Regions from separate parts of the Homo sapiens genome. Here region 1 is linked to region 2. A link is a loop called in an ENCODE intact Hi-C map of the cell type or tissue named here. Cell type or tissue: endothelial cell of umbilical vein. All regions are shown on one strand. Each heading gives the region's core, and the rest is flanking DNA. Links, peaks and the distances in the headings are about the cores only. Region 1 overlaps CYP19A1 (cytochrome P450 family 19 subfamily A member 1). Region 2 overlaps CYP19A1 (cytochrome P450 family 19 subfamily A member 1).

Region 1 (7,903 bases), core at 2,363-6,362, 52 kb after region 2:
AGTGCATGATCTACAGCTGTGAAAGTTTAGCATTTCCTTTGAAGCATATGGAATATATTCTCCTACTTGAGATAATGGGGAGCATGTTTTTCCAGTTTAAGCTAGAAGCAAGGAGCCAGCAAGTCTAGACCCATTCCAGAGGCCACGAGGGGTTTTATGCGCCGAGCCCTGGACATTATGTCAGACATGCAAACCCTGCCTCAGCTTTTTTCCCAACACTCAGCTTTTTCCCAACATTTTCCCCTTCTCTTTTTTGTAAAACCGCCACAGCTATCATTATTACTAGCATAAAAGGTGGCCTCTTTTTGTTTTTAAATTAATTGAGCAAGGCAATTGCAGGCTGTGCAGCCTTTGATTGCCAGTTGGTGATCCAACTTCATTGTTCTTAGCCCTTATTCAAAATGGAGTCGCTCTGGTTTGAATGCTTCCCACGTATCTCCCCTTTCCCTTTTACAAGAGGACCCTTAATCCTAGGGGTTTCAGGATGAAGGTCCATGCTGAATGGGGGCAATGATACTCCTGCCTAACTATTAGGGTCTCTTGTATTCAGGGTAGAGAGGCACTCAGTCAGAAAGCATTGGTCCGTTAAGCATCTGTAGGTAAAACCCTGGCGCTCCAGCAGTTTCTCAGCTTCCTGTGCGGTTTTCTTGATCTGTCCCCATGTTATGGGGATTGCACCCACACGGTTCGTTCATCTCCATGAGGTAGAACTTTCCACTGATAATGAGAAACAGGCCCCTTCTAATAGAAGGCACAGAGAAAGCAAATGGAGGCTTCTCAAACCTTCAATTTGCACTGTACAGGTGGGTCCGCTAGATGCTGTGGCTCATGATAGATCTTCAGATGTTTGGTGGGCACCCACACAGGCACCTGATTGTCACCTGGAGAGACACAAGCAAATCTTCTTCCCCATATAATTATCTTTCCTTTTTCCCAGCTCTTTGTATGTGCATTCCTCCACCATGTATCTTGTCCAGCCTTTTTATTTTCCTTTTGTCCTGTTAGGTGTTGTTTCACTGCAGTTATGGGTTGATCTTTTTGTAAATTTAAAAATTTTAATGTTAATAAAGCTAAATGCAATTACATATGCAGTGTCTTATATTCCTGGTCCTTCTCCAAGTCGATATCCCATATTTCTCATCATTTGTCTACTATTATTACTATATTGATCCATAGGAATAGATATTTCAGCATCCCATTGTTGCAATAAGTCTCTTCCCCATAAATTGACAGGAATAGGTGTAATAATAGACTGAATTGTCCCTTCCTGGCCATCCAGTCCTTGACATGGTAAAATCAAGGAACTGTGAAAAACCTCTGAGGCGGTTCCTACGCCAATGATACCCATGGAAGCCTTTTGTTTGGGCCAGTGTCGGGGTCATTGATTTAGAGCAATAATAGAGACATCAGCTCCAGTATCTACTAGTCCTTCAAAATCCTTTCCCTAAATAGTCACTATGCAAATAGGTCTTTTGTCAGACACTTGATTAACCCAATATACAGCCTTTCCTGCAGGATTAGTACTACCAAAGTCGCCTGTTCTTTCACTGTGCTGCTTCCTAGTTTTGTTTAGGGTAGCAGCAGCAACTGAGCAATTCTTTCTCCTGGGGAGGCAGACCACAGAGTTGAGGAACTAATAACTAATTGAATTTCTCTGGTATAATCAGAGTCAATTATTCCTGTATGCACAGCAACACCTTTCAAATTTAGACTAGACCTTCCAAGTAATAGACCAACTGTTCCTGAGGGTAAGCGTCCTCTAACTCCCGTAGGGACCTTTTTTGGCAGCTCCCCAGGAAACAGGGAGATGGTAATTGTGCTGCAAAGGTCTATGGCAACACTGCCTGCTGTGGCAGGGGACAATTGTTGTACGCTTGTGAGGGCACTGGCTGTGCCGGGTATGCCTCGGTTTGTTGAGGGGCCTGAGGTGGGCCACTCTTCCCATTTCCTGAAAGAGGTTGTCCATCTTTAGAACGACACTGATTTGCCCAGTGATTGCCTTTTTTACAATGGGGGCATACACCAGGGCTTTTCTGTTGATTGACGGTAGTAGTTCTTGCCTTTTGATTTCCTTTTCTACATTCCTTTTTTGTGTCCAAATTGCCGACAATTGGAACAAGAGCCTGAGAAATGGGGCATATTCTTTCCTACTCTTAATCCAGCCATAGCCTGAGCTGAAAGAGTAGCCTTATGTAAGTTACCTCCAATGCCATCGCAAGCCTTAACGTATTCAGAGTAATGGCTTGCTTGAATTCCTTCCCTCCTTGCTGGATTATAGTAATGGGAAATTGCCATACTTCAAGGTCTCCCTCGGCTCTAGCTTTTTGAATAGAATTTTGTATAGCACCACCAATTGCTCCAGGTTTTAATGTTGCAACTACAGGAGTGGTGTTTTTCAGCTAATTCATTTTCTCGCCCATTAATGGGAGAGAGAAGAGGTGGCCATTCACTTAATTCAGCAGGTGGAGCCAACGGGCTAGTAAAACATACTTCTTTCAGTTTCCCTTTCTTTAATTTCCTCCGGTTTCTGTTCCTCACATTCAGAATCTGAAATTAGTTCTTTACACTCGTCCTCCTCTTCCTCATCTGAATCTACCTCATCATCTGTTTGAAATGGCTCAAAAGCTGCCTTTATTATCACTCACATTGACCAAAAAAAACTGGAATTTTTGCTCCATCTTTATACGCCTTTTTAAAATCTCTGCCAATTATCTCCCATTCATCCAACTCCATAGTCCCTTGTTCCAGGAACCATGGGCAAAACTCCTTTACCGTACTAAAGAGTGATAACAAATTCTGAGTACTAACTTTCACCCCCACTCTTCATAATAAATGCCTTAAGAAACTTAAATAAGCAGAATATTTGCTTTCACTTTGTCCTGTTGTTACCCTGGTTCTTCCGAGCCCTCAGCTTTCCCACCAAGCTTCCTTTAGTCATCCTTGGGTGTCCTTTGACAATGCATCCCCTGCTTTCACATGCTCTAGTGTTCCTTCACCAGGGCCTTTGTCGCCCCACGTTGGGCAGCCAGGAATGTTGGGGTGATCAGATCCAACACCAGGCCTTGGGGCAACGAAGTCTGGCAGAGTCAAAGGAAAGAGAAAAGACAGTTTGAGAGAGAAAGTGGGTCCAGGTGGCCAACGCAAGTATGGAGGCTGTGAAGGCCCTGAGCTCTGGAAGCCCAGACTATTTATTGGTGGTCAAACAAAGAAACAGGTGGTGAGAATGTGTGGGTCAAAAGGGCAAGCACATGATCTACAGCTGTGATAGTTTAGCATTTCCTTTGAAGCATATGGAACATATTCTGCTACTTGAGATAATAGGGAGCATGTTCTTCCAGTTTAAGCTAGAAGCAAGGAGCCAGCAAGTCTAGACTCATTCCAGAGGCCACGAGGGGTTTTATGCACTGAGCCCTGGACATTATGTCAGACATGCAAGCCCTGCCTCAGCTTTTTTTCCCAACACTCAGCTTTTTCCCAACAAGAAGATGAAGTGTTGTATCTTAGGGGCTCCATCTACAAGGATGAAGTAAGACCGGAGAAAGGGGTGAAATCAGCAAGGGTAACTATCATCATGTGTCTGGAGGTCTGCTGCTCCTTTACTCCAGCCTCTCTGTCTCAGTTCTTCTCATTCCAGAGGTCCCTGTGGACTGTGACAAGGATTTTTCAGAATTCAGAGAGGGAACCAACAAGGGGCAAGCTTGGTTTATTTCTCTTTATTTGGTTTATTCTCATTATTATTTTTCTTGCCTTTTCTACCTCTAATTCCTTCTTAGCCCTTCCCTTTCTGCTTCCATTTCTATCCCAAAATATGAGCCACAAAGAGAAATTTGGGGAATTAGAAGGAAGAGACTTAAGGGAAAATGTATATGTCATTGGTGTATGTGTCAGTTTTCAGTCATAACTTGGGTTGGGGGAAGTCAGTGTACCCTTTACTCTTGCTGAGGAAATTTCTTCTGAGCCTTAGCCACATCCCACTTGCCCAGGGCATCATTCTTTTCTTTTTTTTTTCTGGCATATATCTCTACTTCAGATTCAAACTTGGCCATTACCTCTGGCCAGCCAAGCAGCTGTCCCCTGAGAGGGGGGCCAACTCTCCTGCCCCTCACTGCCTGCCTCCCAAGGCTGCCCTAGGGCTCAGCTGAAGAAGGCGGTTGTGCTTTGCTGCCCCCTGTTGCTCAAGTCCTGCTTTTCCATAGGAGCTGCCGGGCTGTATGTCTGGATGTGACTTCTCCAGGCAGGTCCTCCTCTCCTGCCCGCAGTGCTCTGGCTCCTCAGGGTAGGTTTCTGTCCAGGACATGGCCCCTGAAAGGGCTTGGAAAAAGCCCCCTTGCGTAGTACTGGCTGAGCTTCTACTTGCTGCCCCAGGAACCTCCAGAGAGTGACCCAAACATCTGGTATAGCCTCTAATCTTACCTAGTCAGTCATGTTTCTCTTCAGGCCTCTTCTAAGAACAGTTTCCTGGAGAAACAGAATAGAGTTGTGGTCACTACACTGGAGTCTTCCTGGGGTAGGAGTGGGTCCTTTCTAAAGTAGAAGGGGCTGTGTAGCAAGGGGGCTGTGTGAGCATTTCTAGAAATGTTGTCTGCTGAATTTTCCACTGGGAAAGAGCAAGTCCTGGCGGAGTTAGCAGCAGCTGGGCAGTAGGCAATAGATAGCATCAGGGTCTCTGGATGCTCAGTGGGGGTGGCATCAGGGAACACTGGTTTCCCCAGTAACGGGCGCCTGGGCCTGCAGTGGCAGTCAATTCCACAGAGGATGCCCCGGAGCTTGGCATCTCTCACTGTGCTGTCTTCCCATTCCTGAGACTGGAATATGGAGCTCATGTGGGCTGGGCAGCTTCCCAGCAGTGGTTGGTCAGGATGTGAGAGTGCTGTGGTCCAGGTACCTGTGGACAAGTGACCTGCCACACTGCAAGACCCAAAATGACACTGGACTACATTCGTTGACACAGTTACAGCTGTACCAAAATTTTTTTTCCAAGGTTCAAGTTGGAACATTTGTAAGCCAAGCCCTCATGGGTCCAAGCCTATTTTCTTCACCACACCACACTGAGTGAGGGCAGTGGCTCATTACAGACCACAGTATCTCCCCACCTCCACCCATGTAGATGAGAACCTGGAGCCTGCCAAGGACTAGTGTCCAGAATGGTGCCCAAGTCACCTCCTGATAGGTAGGAAGTGGCCAAAATGAGGTGTAGGACCTCATGTCCTAGAGGTCAAAGCTAAGAGTCCAAGGCAAATGGCCACAAGGCAGAAAGAGCCAAACCAGAGCCCCCCTAAAATGGGGAGACCAGGATGGATAGATAAGAAGAAGGGCAGGCTTTGGCTGGGCGTGGTGGCTCACACCTGTAATCCCAGCCCTTTGGGAGGCCAAGGGGGGTGGATCACGAGGTCAGGAGATCAAGACCATCCTGGCTAAGACTGTGAAACCCCGTCTCTACTAAAAAATACAAAAAAAATTAGCCGGGCATGGTGGCGGGCGCCTGTAGTCCCAGCTACTCTGGAGGCGGAGGCAGAGGTTGCAGTGAGCCGAGATCGTGCCACTGCACTCCAGCCTGGGCGACAGAGCGAGACTCCGTCTCAAAAAAAAAAAAAAAAAAAAAAGAAGGGCAGGCTTTTAGTTTTAGATCTAAGTCCAAAGTACAAATGTGAGCAGAGCGGGCTCTTATGGAGGGAGCCAGTCACATGGGGTCTAGGATGGAGTAACAGTTCAACCCCCTTAGACCCATCCCTTCTCTCTCTGTTTCTCCTTTGACTTCGAAGTTAACAAAAACATTTAATCGCATTCTAAATGCAAAAGCCCCATGCAAACACTTGGAATTGGGAAAAGAGGAGAATACAACAGTTTCTGCCCTCAAGGAACATAAAGTGAGTTCACAGCCTCTTTCTCTTTCAGCCTCCTCTTTTCTCTCTCATTCCTTCACCTAGCAGGTGCTAGGCAGCAACTGTATACCCAGACATTATTATTTCTCTTGCCTTTTCCACCTTTAATTCCCTATTAGCCCTTTCTGCTTCCATTTCTATCCCAAAATATAAGCCACAAAGAGAAATTTGGGGAATTAGAAGGAAGAGACTTTAAGGGAAATGTATATGTCATCGGTGCATGTGTCAGTTTTCACTCATAGCTTGGTTTGGGGGAAGTCAGTGTTTTTTTCCTCTTGCTGAGGAAATTTCTTCTGAGCCTTAGCCACATCCCACTTGCCCAGGTCTTCATTCTTTTCTTTTTTTCTGGCATATATCTCTACTTCAAATTCAAGTTGGTTGTGGGTCTTCCACCTACTTTGTAGATGGAGATGTGGGGGTTGATGCCAATCTGACAGTGACCAGCACTACAGAGTGGAATGGGAACCTTCTCATCTTCCTGCTGGGCTCCCATCCCAGCCCCCAGGCCTCACCTTGCCTCTCCTGCGCAGTGGGGTTCATTCCAGGATGCCCTCCCAATAAAGCTGAGGGCATGAAGGCTTCTTGAATGGCAAGCACTTTGGAGGCTAGGAAGGGAACAAATCTTTAAATCACTAGGTACTCTTTTTACTTCTCATCTTGCTTTTAATCCAAGTCTTTGGTCTCTTACTTGCTTGCTTTCTTCTCACCCAGGACAGAGTCACAGAGACCTTGAAGAATGGAGGAGGTAGAAAAAGGAGAAATGCAGGAAGGAGGTGTGTTATGGAGTTATCCAGTGGAGGCTCGCATCCAGCTTTATTTTGCCTCCAAAGATCTTGCATCCTACCTGTTAAGAAGCTTGGAATGCCACTATTCCATTAAATCTTAAAGGAACTTGAGTCTTTCATTTAAAAATGTGTTCCTAAAATGTAAATGTCCCTATGTGGGACAGTATTTAGCCGACAGTAAATTTGAGAGGAGGGTCTCAAGGGGCAGTGTCACCAGGAAAAGAGAGAAAGGCTCCTCTCCCCAAGTCAAACCTTACCTTACTTAACCGATTGTATTTCCTCCCTCAGAGGATGCCATATCTCAGTACAGGAGAGAAAATAGAAGGTAGAGAGACTTTTACCCAAGCACCCCCTGAACCCCAGGTGTACACAACTGAACCTGATGCAGTGACAATCACGTTCACACATAAAACATCTGGCTAAAGGCTAAGATCACTTCGGATTTCCGACATACATTTTCCTAAGCAGTGCATTTTTCTTTAATTTTCCTTAGAAAAAGACTGTAAAGTAGCCCCACAATTCCCACATCTTCATACTCCACCCTGCATTCAAGTTTTCCTGGGACAGGTATCTATGTGTGTGCATGAATCTATTTTTACGGCATATGTCTAGGACCCCCTACGAGGAGCCAAAGTTTCAGAGAGCCCAGCAACTATGTAACTCCATGGAAGGGAGGCATGATATTACTCTCTGTTCACAGGAGCGTACGCACAGATCTTTTCTCCTCCTCATGGTCAGTTTTCTATTTGTGATTAGTAATTAGCTTCTCTTGGTACGCTACGATCTATTACAAAAGCCAAACATTCAGGGGGCGAGCTGAAATGACAAAATTTGGCTATAATTTATGTTGGCCCCTGACATATATATTTTTTTAATGGTTTGGTCTCTAAGCAACTGATCTCTTAGCAACAAGAAGCACCTTTATAAAAGATGGCACACGAAGAGTGATTGCCAGAAAAGCCACCTGGTTCTTAAACAGCCGCGCATCATTAGCAAAACTCACCATCTTCAAGAGTCCAAAAACTAGAAGTGACCAGCAGACCCAGGTAACCTTGATATTTGCACATTTTCCTGGGGAAAAAAAAAAAAAAAAAAAAAACTCATGCAACTATTGAAGAGAACAAAATTCTTTGAAATATGTTCATTTTTGAGGTCTTATTAGTTGGTCTTGACTAACTTTTAATAATAGTATGTATTCTTTTAAATAACTGCTTTTTGATTTTTTTAAAAAAACGT
Region 2 (7,903 bases), core at 1,998-5,997:
CATCTTCACTCATCTCTCACCCTAAAGTGGCTGTGCCCAAGCAGCTGCCATGCTCTGCCCTCTTTCCTCTTCTCCTCTATCTTCTCTCTCCAACCCTCTTTCCACCGCAGTGCCACACAGTGACCTATCTCCATCACTGGCCTATTTCAGTGTTGCCCACTTTAAGGCCTAACTCCGAGTACCCTTCCTCATCTAGCCTTGACTTCCTAGGCCAGTCCCAAGCACTGTGAGCTCTACAAGCTGCAGGGGCTCTGTGGTTATGCACCTGGGCTTTGGAATCAGACCTGACCTTGAAACTGTTTTTTAACTGCATGACTTTAGATATGCTACTCAAGTTCTTTAAAGAGACTGTAATTGTATCTATTTCATAGGGTTGTGAAGCTTTAATAAGAAAATACTTGTAAAGCACTTGTATAATAAATGTTCAACACGGGTTGGTATTGTTGGATATGGGCCATATGAACTGGCTGAGACTTACACTGTGTGTGCCTTGTGCTGTTAGTTGACACTTTAGTTCTTCTGTGCCTTGTGCTGTTAATCGACATCTTAGTTCTTCCACATCCTATTTCTTCAGTTGGGTTACAATATTCTTAAGGCAGGGACCTATCTTAACTGTCCTCTCACAGCAGGGACTTGTGCCAAGTAGGAATATTTGATTAATGGATTCATTAGCTAATCACACTTTGTAGATGCTTTTTGAGGAACAGAACTTTTGAATGCACGATAAACTTGGGTTCTCGTCTGAATACCATGGCTTTGAGGTTGGTTATATGGAGCCTTTCAGTGTGAATCCCTAAGCCTCTTGAGATTTCTTGAGAGGCAGATATGCCTGCATAGCCTGCCCTGCCTGATACTTCACAGAATGGGCTGCTACTTTTTACTTATTATTAAAAAAAAAAAAAAGCTATCAATCTGGCCTGTTTTGTTGACACAGGAGGCTCAGGATATAATGCGGACACAGGGAGATATCTCAATTCCCTTTTTTTGGAGACCAAAGCAGCCAAGAACATTGTGTGCTATCTTTACAATGAGAAGTAGTTTTTCCATTAAAAGGCAGATGCTTCATTTCCAAAAGTTAAATAGAATGGTCCTTAAAAATGATTCCAGCTGGTTAACTTTAGGGCTCTGGAGAATAAAATCAAATTCAAGAATATACCCCAACTTTAGTTCCACAGCATTTCTTCCTGATTGTGAAGTAAATAATTTTCCTGGCCTGGCACTTGGGTATTCTTGTCTTCAGTGATGAGATTGACAGCTACACTGTGACTTTTGATGGTTTTACTGCCCCACCACCCTTCCACCACACTGGTGATTAGGGAGAGAGCCACCCTAAAAGTTGTCACCACATGCATCTTCCACTCAGCCTCTTATGGTTTTAACTCCCCATTCCTACTGTTAAACCCCAAGAAACTTCACACCATCCAACCAAAGTCAGCAATTCTCCCTTTTTTCTTTCTTTTATTCTTTCATGTATTCATTTACTCAGCAAATGGTAATTGGGTGCCTACTATCTGCCAGGAACTGTGCCAGGAGCCAGGAATAGCATGGAGAGCAAAGCCAGGCATCATTCCTGAAGCCTGGAGTGGGGAGACAGATTTACCAAACAATATTAGACATGAGGGTGCAATTCTAAATGCGGCCACGAGACAAATGCTCTGGAAGAAAGGAATGCAGTTCCTTGAGATCATATCACTGAAGAGCCTGTCCTAGAGTTGGATGTGTGGTTCAGGGAAGGCTTCCCTGAGAAAAGGATGCTTGTGTTGGCACCTGAAGCTGAGTTGTAAACTAGGCGAAGATAGGGGTGAGGAGAATTGCAGAGAGGAGGAACAACACGTTCAAGGCCCTATGGCAGGAGATGGCATGGCTTATTTGAGGAACCGTAAGAAGCCAATGCGGTGCCACATGGAGCGTCAGGAGCAAGGAGGAGGGAGTGAAATGAGGCTGTAACCAAGGCAGGGACCAGACTCTGTGGGTGGGACCTTCCTTGTAGGGCTGAGGCCTTTACTGTAAAAGCAATGGGAAACAAATGAGGAGTTTTACGTGTGTGTGGGATGGGGAGGAGTCGGTAGATGGATGACAGATTTTCATTTTAAAAGATTACCTTTTACTGCCAAGACTTGCAGTGGCTTCTGTCACTATGGAAACCATGTATGATCTCTGACCTCCACCAGGGCCAACTTCAGCCTTTAAAACCACCTGGAAATAAGGAAGTGCTGAGTTCTAGAAAATGTAACTTTCTCTTTCATCTGTATGTAAAAAGGTAGTTGAAAAACAGAACCGTGACTAAATTTAGATCATTTAGCCAATCTTGATACTAGTAGGGGTTTTTGTATAAAACACAGTGTGTTGTTAGCATTTTCTTGGAAGTTAGCCTTTGGTGCTTCCAGGTAAGAGCACCAAATCTGCTTATCTCTAGGGTTGGGAATAAGAATAGATGATATTGCTTCCGTTGTGAGATTTTGGTCCAAGTCGGGCTGGTAACAACAGATTTCCGCCTATCGTAGTAGCAGTGTCTTAGACCTTTGAGTTGCCCACTCATTGTTTGACGTGGAGCTGTCTGTGGTTGTGAAGGTGATGCCATTTCAAATCCCCACTTCCCATTGTTTTCTCTCCTTCTTTGCAACAAACATGCCCTCCCACCCCACCCCACTCCACCTTTCTAGTGTAGTGTACCCAATTGTCACAGATCAGATTCTCTGGAAACAAGTGCTGAGATGGAATTTGGAGTACAAAATGGTTATTAGGGATCAGCACCTATGAAGGAAAGAAGGAGAAGCAGGATTGGGCAGAGGGAGAAATCCAGCACAGTCCAACCCTGCAAAGCCTCAGCCAACCCACTGGGAAGCTCTGGATTGTGTATTGCTCATCAGAGTGTCCTGTGTCAGGCCAGAGTGACTGGGCTTTTACCTACCTCACTCAGTCACAGGACAGATGTGGGATGCCCTGGGAAGGTATGACCTGGGGCCAGGTGGCTCTCTGCAGCTGAAGCATGCTTTAATCTTAATCTCTGCAGCCAGGCAGTCAGTCCTTTCTTGAAGGGGGACCCTCAGGTCCCCACATCTCCACATCTACCACATCAACCACCTGAATCTGCCATTCCAACATTAGTAGGCTTTAAATTGTAACCGTGACAGGCTGTAGAAAGAAATCTTTTCCTTTTTCACCTGGAGTGATGGCCTTTCAATAAATGAAAAAGTGATTGTTTTCAGAAACAATGAAAATGTAAAGGAAGCTCTAAGAGTGGATTCTGTGCAATCATGAGAATGGCTCATGAATTTGAAACTGCAAAATCCACAGAAGTAAGTTAATACTGCAAAGCTCCACTTATGGAACTCGAGCCACTGTTTTTGAAAGATAAAACAAAGCCTTACATGTGTAGAGCACTTCAGTTTTCAAAGTGCTTTCTCATGTCATTTGAGTTCCATAATAAGCCTGTGAACGGGGCAGGGCAGGTTTTATAAGCATTTCACAGATGAGGAAGTCAGGGCTCAGGAGGTTTAAGTGATCTGCCCAAGGTCACATTGTTGAAACCTCATCAACGTTCACCCATGCCCTGTTTATCAAAAGTAGGAAATTTTTGGCCCCCATCTTGGGCCACTGAGGAATGCTCAAAATGATGGACAGGAAGTGAAACAATAGAGCAGGGAAATGATTCAAAGTGATGGAGTGGAAAACAGCTCAGACTGGCACTTGGCTCCAAGGCTTAAAAACAAACCTGGAGCAGACACTGAATGCTAGAATGTGTAAGCTAGTCAGGAAAGAAAGCCAAGCCTGGTCTAGCAGATTAAGGAGGATTTTAAGAGATCAATGATGTAAGAACATGATTTCCTAAAAACCATGTAGGGGAACTGTCATCTCTGCAGTGAATAGGTGCATATAGGTCCTAAAAAAAAAGTGAATTTGGGGCCTGATAGCCTAAGACCTTTCATTCCTGGGTTGCAAAGGCAGAGTAACAAGCTAGAATAGATATGCCTCACCTCTCCAGAGAGACTGGTTGGGAGTGACCAAAAGGGATTCCTGCCAATATTAAGCCTGGAGAAGATGACACCCCATCTGCTGAGCCTGGAGACTCAAGCCAGGGACCAGAGGAGTGGCCCCGGCTAAGAGAAGCTTACCTTTTATTGCCAAGACTTGCACTGGCTTCTGTCACTATGGAAACCACGTATGATCTCTGACCTCCACCAGGGCCAACTTCAGCCTTTAAAACCACCTTTCCAAATGAAACAAGAAAGTGCTGAGTTCTAGAAAATGTGACTTTTTAGGTCAAACTGTGGACCCTAAACATGTGCTACTTTCTTAAAGCTGTATGAGTAAACACATGGTCTCCAAACCACCCCCGATTCTGTAATCATAAGAGGGCACCAGTATCTGGGCATCAGTGAGTATCCTGGCAGATGGATCTGGCTGGATGAGGTAAGGGAGTTGTACAGGTGTGCTGAGTCTATCTCTACTCCTGAGCCTGGGAGATGTGAGAAAACAGGAAAATGAGAGTCTCCCCGCCAGTGACTTGATAGGGGATTGAGAACCACCATTTTTGTCCCTTCTGAGAAGGCACCTCAGCTGCTGGCCCTGAGCCCAGAGAGCAGACAAAAGAAAACATTACCCTTATACTTAGGGGGCACAGCAATGCTCTTAGAAGAGGCTCACATGAAACCAAGCCACTAGGGAACAGTAATACATTTAAAATATTAACGTTAGGACATAAACATTCCAGTAGAGCACAAAAAGACTTTCTGGAACCAAATGACAAGATCTGCAGACAAATTCAGTAGCTGAAGGAAAGAAAAGTAGTAGTTAATAGGAAGTAAATTTCCCAAGTTAAGAAAGGGCCTGAGTCTGCCTATTGGAAGGTTTTGGCAAGTTATGGGCAAGACAAATGATTCATAGGTTGAGAAATTCCAGAAGTCTAAGGATGAAAAGAAAATCTTACAGTCTTCCAGAAAGAAAGTACAAGTGACTTATAGGGGAAGAAGGATCATGGGGGCATCAACTTTCTCTTCTATGACACCTGAAGTAGGGATGATTGAGGCCAATCGTGTGAAGATTACTGAGAGAAAAACACTGCACACCAAGAATCCTGTAGCAAGACCCCACTCCTCTGTCAGGGTCAAGGAAACATAGTTGAGAATATGCAAGGAAAAGACCTGTCACCCATATCTTCCACCAGATAAAAGGGTGTTAAGATCTAACCAAACAATAGATGAATCAGCTTAAAGGCTACAGGATGGAAAGAGGAGGAAAAGGGAGAAAAAAATTAGTGGTGAGCAAGGAGCCTTACAACACATCGTCAGTTAAATTCAGACAGATAATAATAGACAGTTCAGGAATGTGTAATATAATTGCTGAAAATAGAAGAGACATATTTCAAGGGAAATGTTAACAATAGCCTGGAACAAAAAGTTCTAAAGGAGAAAGAGGGGAAGTGAAGTTTCCACAGGTCTCACATTGGTGTGTGAGAGTGGGAAGTGAAAGCGTCCTAAAGGCCTCATGCTGGGGGAGGAGGAACAGCAGGAGAGGAGAGAATCTGGGGAAATAGTTGGACTCTTATGTTGGTATAATGGAATAAAAGAATGAGTTTGACTACCAGTGACAAAAAGGAGAAGGACCTGGTAGAATGAAAAACTAGACTAGAGCTCCCAAATTAAGAAGAGAAAGAAAATAATTGAACAGAAACTTGATAACTAATTAATATAAAGAACATCAAGGGGGCTTAAATAAGTAATAAATATTAAGTAAAATAGAAGCAATAAAATTCAATGTATTATTAAATGTGAATAGAATTATTCTTAAAAGAGACTATTAGATTTGGTAAAATAAAAAGCAGACAGTTATATGCTTTCTTGTATATATATATGTATGTGTGTGTGTGTATGTGTGTATATATATATATATACACACACATACAAGAAATAAACACATTTAACAAATGTGATAAAAATTGAGAATAAAAAGTCAAGAAAAAATACCAGGCAAATGCAAATAACAAAGCAGGAAAGAATTACTCTGTTAATACCCAGCAAAATGAAATGTAAAGAGCACTGAATAAGATAGAGTTGCTATGTAATGATAATAATTTGCAAAAAGTCACTAACCAGTATGTGTTAAAAATCAAATGTGAAAAATAGTAAAGCCATGTGTGATTTCAGTACCTTTCTTCTTTACAGAGAGCAAGAAGTCGCGCCCCCCTGAACTCGCCCCCATTCTATCCAGTCCTACCACATAAATAACCATTCTGGGTCATACAAATACATATGCTCTTGCAAAGATGCAAAAAAAGATGCTAACTATACTTATCTCCTTCTGGGTCAGTATTTACAGGTTTGCCCCCATTCCTTATTTCCATGAGGAGAGATTTCCCTAAAATGCCCCTTGTCCTCTTTCCGCTTCTCCTTTTCTTCTCCCCAGAGAGGAGGAATGTCTTGGCTGACTCATCTTCTTCACCTCTCCTCTTTCCTTTTCGTAGCCAGCCTTATCAGCAAGCTCTCATTCTAGTCTACTCTCACGTGGCTCCAGCTCTCCAGGGGCAGCCTCTCTGCAGGAAGGCCTCGGGTGTTCAGTGCTGCCTGTGATGAGTGGGTCTGTCTTTCTCATTTGGAAAAAATGTTGCTGAACATTTAATGTTACCATTTCCAATGTCAGCTTTATCCCTAATAAAGCTGACGTTTTGATCTCCATCTGCCTTGCTCTCATCCTACCACCCGATTGGTTTAGAATTGTGGTGGAGAAAACAGGAACTCAATTCTGGGGGTCTCCTTACAACTCCAAAACAACCTTATTCTTCCCAAAGTCAACCAGCCATCTTTAATGTGGCTATACTCCTCATCTGCGCTTCCTCATCCCTCATTCATTCGCCACGTCACGGCCATGTAGCTTCTTCTCCCACCAAACATTGAACCCATCCTGCCAAGGTCGCTGATGACTTATTTGCAAAATACAATGAAAACTTTTCAGTCTAAAGGTCAATCTTACTTGAAGTCTCTGCAACTTTCAAAGCTCTTCATCACTTCCTCCTCCTTGACATTCCTTCCTCTCTGAGCTTCCATGACACTACTTTCTCTTGGTTTTCCTCCTACTTCTCCGACTGTTCCTTCTCAGCCTCCTTGAACTGTTCTTCAACTTCTGTGCACCCAACTGCTAGTGTTCTCCAGGGTTGTGCCCTACATCCTCACTCTGTTGACTCTTCCTTGGTGATTTTATCCACTGCCGAGGCCTCTGACCACCACATACCCAAACCCTGCCTGTTGCCCAGGGCTCTCTTTGGAGCTCTAGACTCAAAGGGCCAAGTACCAGTGGTGTAACTCCATGTACGACAGAAGAAGGTACCATATCATTTTATTTTTTATCACTTTATTAATGATAGCAAGATTTTTTCATATTTTACTGATCAGTTGTGCATGTTTACAGGTGTATGTGTATAAATCCTTTCCTCACTTGACATTTCTTATGCCCCTTCTCTCCTCCTCTTCCTTTCTGTCCTGCACCTTAGTTTGGGTCCACAACACACCTCAACGATGTCGCTGTGCCACTTCTCCAAGTGCACCTTCTACTCCCAGTCTGCTAGTTTGTGAGCCCAGACTCGATTCTTCGGTCCATGTGATATGTTCATACACAGGGCTCTCCACAACCCCACCCCTGCCTACTCTCTCTCTGCCCTGTTTCTCACCATTCCGCCCTTGTGCCTCACGTTCCTTCTTCCAGCTTCCGGGAGGTGCCTGCTCCCTCCCTGCTCCTTGCCACTATCATGCTCATTTCTCTGCCTGTTTTCCTCTTCTCCCCTTCTCTGACTGGCTGACTTTATTCTTTAAAACACACATCTGATGTCCCTTCTGGGGAGCCCTCCAGCCCCACATCCCAGGGAGGGCTAGCTGCTCCGACTGTGTGCTCCCACTGTAATTGTATTTAC

Evidence for each region. A loop is a pair of places that touch in the nucleus more often than their neighbours do. Peaks named below come from ENCODE experiments on the same cell type or tissue, not always from the same donor. Only the 100,000 strongest peaks of a DNase experiment are listed, where the experiment ranks them.
Region 1: a loop joins it to region 2, with 2.2 times the contacts of the local background. A loop is called at or near these places in 8 of 110 quality-filtered maps.

Annotation. Positions count from the first base shown.
Region 1 is chr15:51,277,818-51,285,720 of GRCh38, reverse strand. All of the region lies in intron 1 of CYP19A1 (cytochrome P450 family 19 subfamily A member 1), which reads left to right. It overlaps MIR4713HG (MIR4713 host gene), which reads right to left. Exons shown (of 3, transcript NR_146310.1): 2 at 7,671-7,738. Among named protein-coding and RNA genes, the nearest start is that of MIR7973-1, 32 kb to the left of the region's middle. RefSeq lists a promoter at 3,160-3,539. In endothelial cell of umbilical vein, for the core only: a CTCF peak has its summit at 4,164 (motif pointing left); a DNase peak (open chromatin) is centred at 4,190; H3K27me3 peaks cover 2,976 bases.
Region 2 is chr15:51,329,910-51,337,812 of GRCh38, reverse strand. All of the region lies in intron 1 of CYP19A1 (cytochrome P450 family 19 subfamily A member 1), which reads left to right. Among named protein-coding and RNA genes, the nearest start is that of CYP19A1, 4.7 kb to the left of the region's middle. In endothelial cell of umbilical vein, for the core only: no CTCF peak of the experiment used is centred there; a DNase peak (open chromatin) is centred at 3,592; H3K27me3 peaks cover 2,553 bases.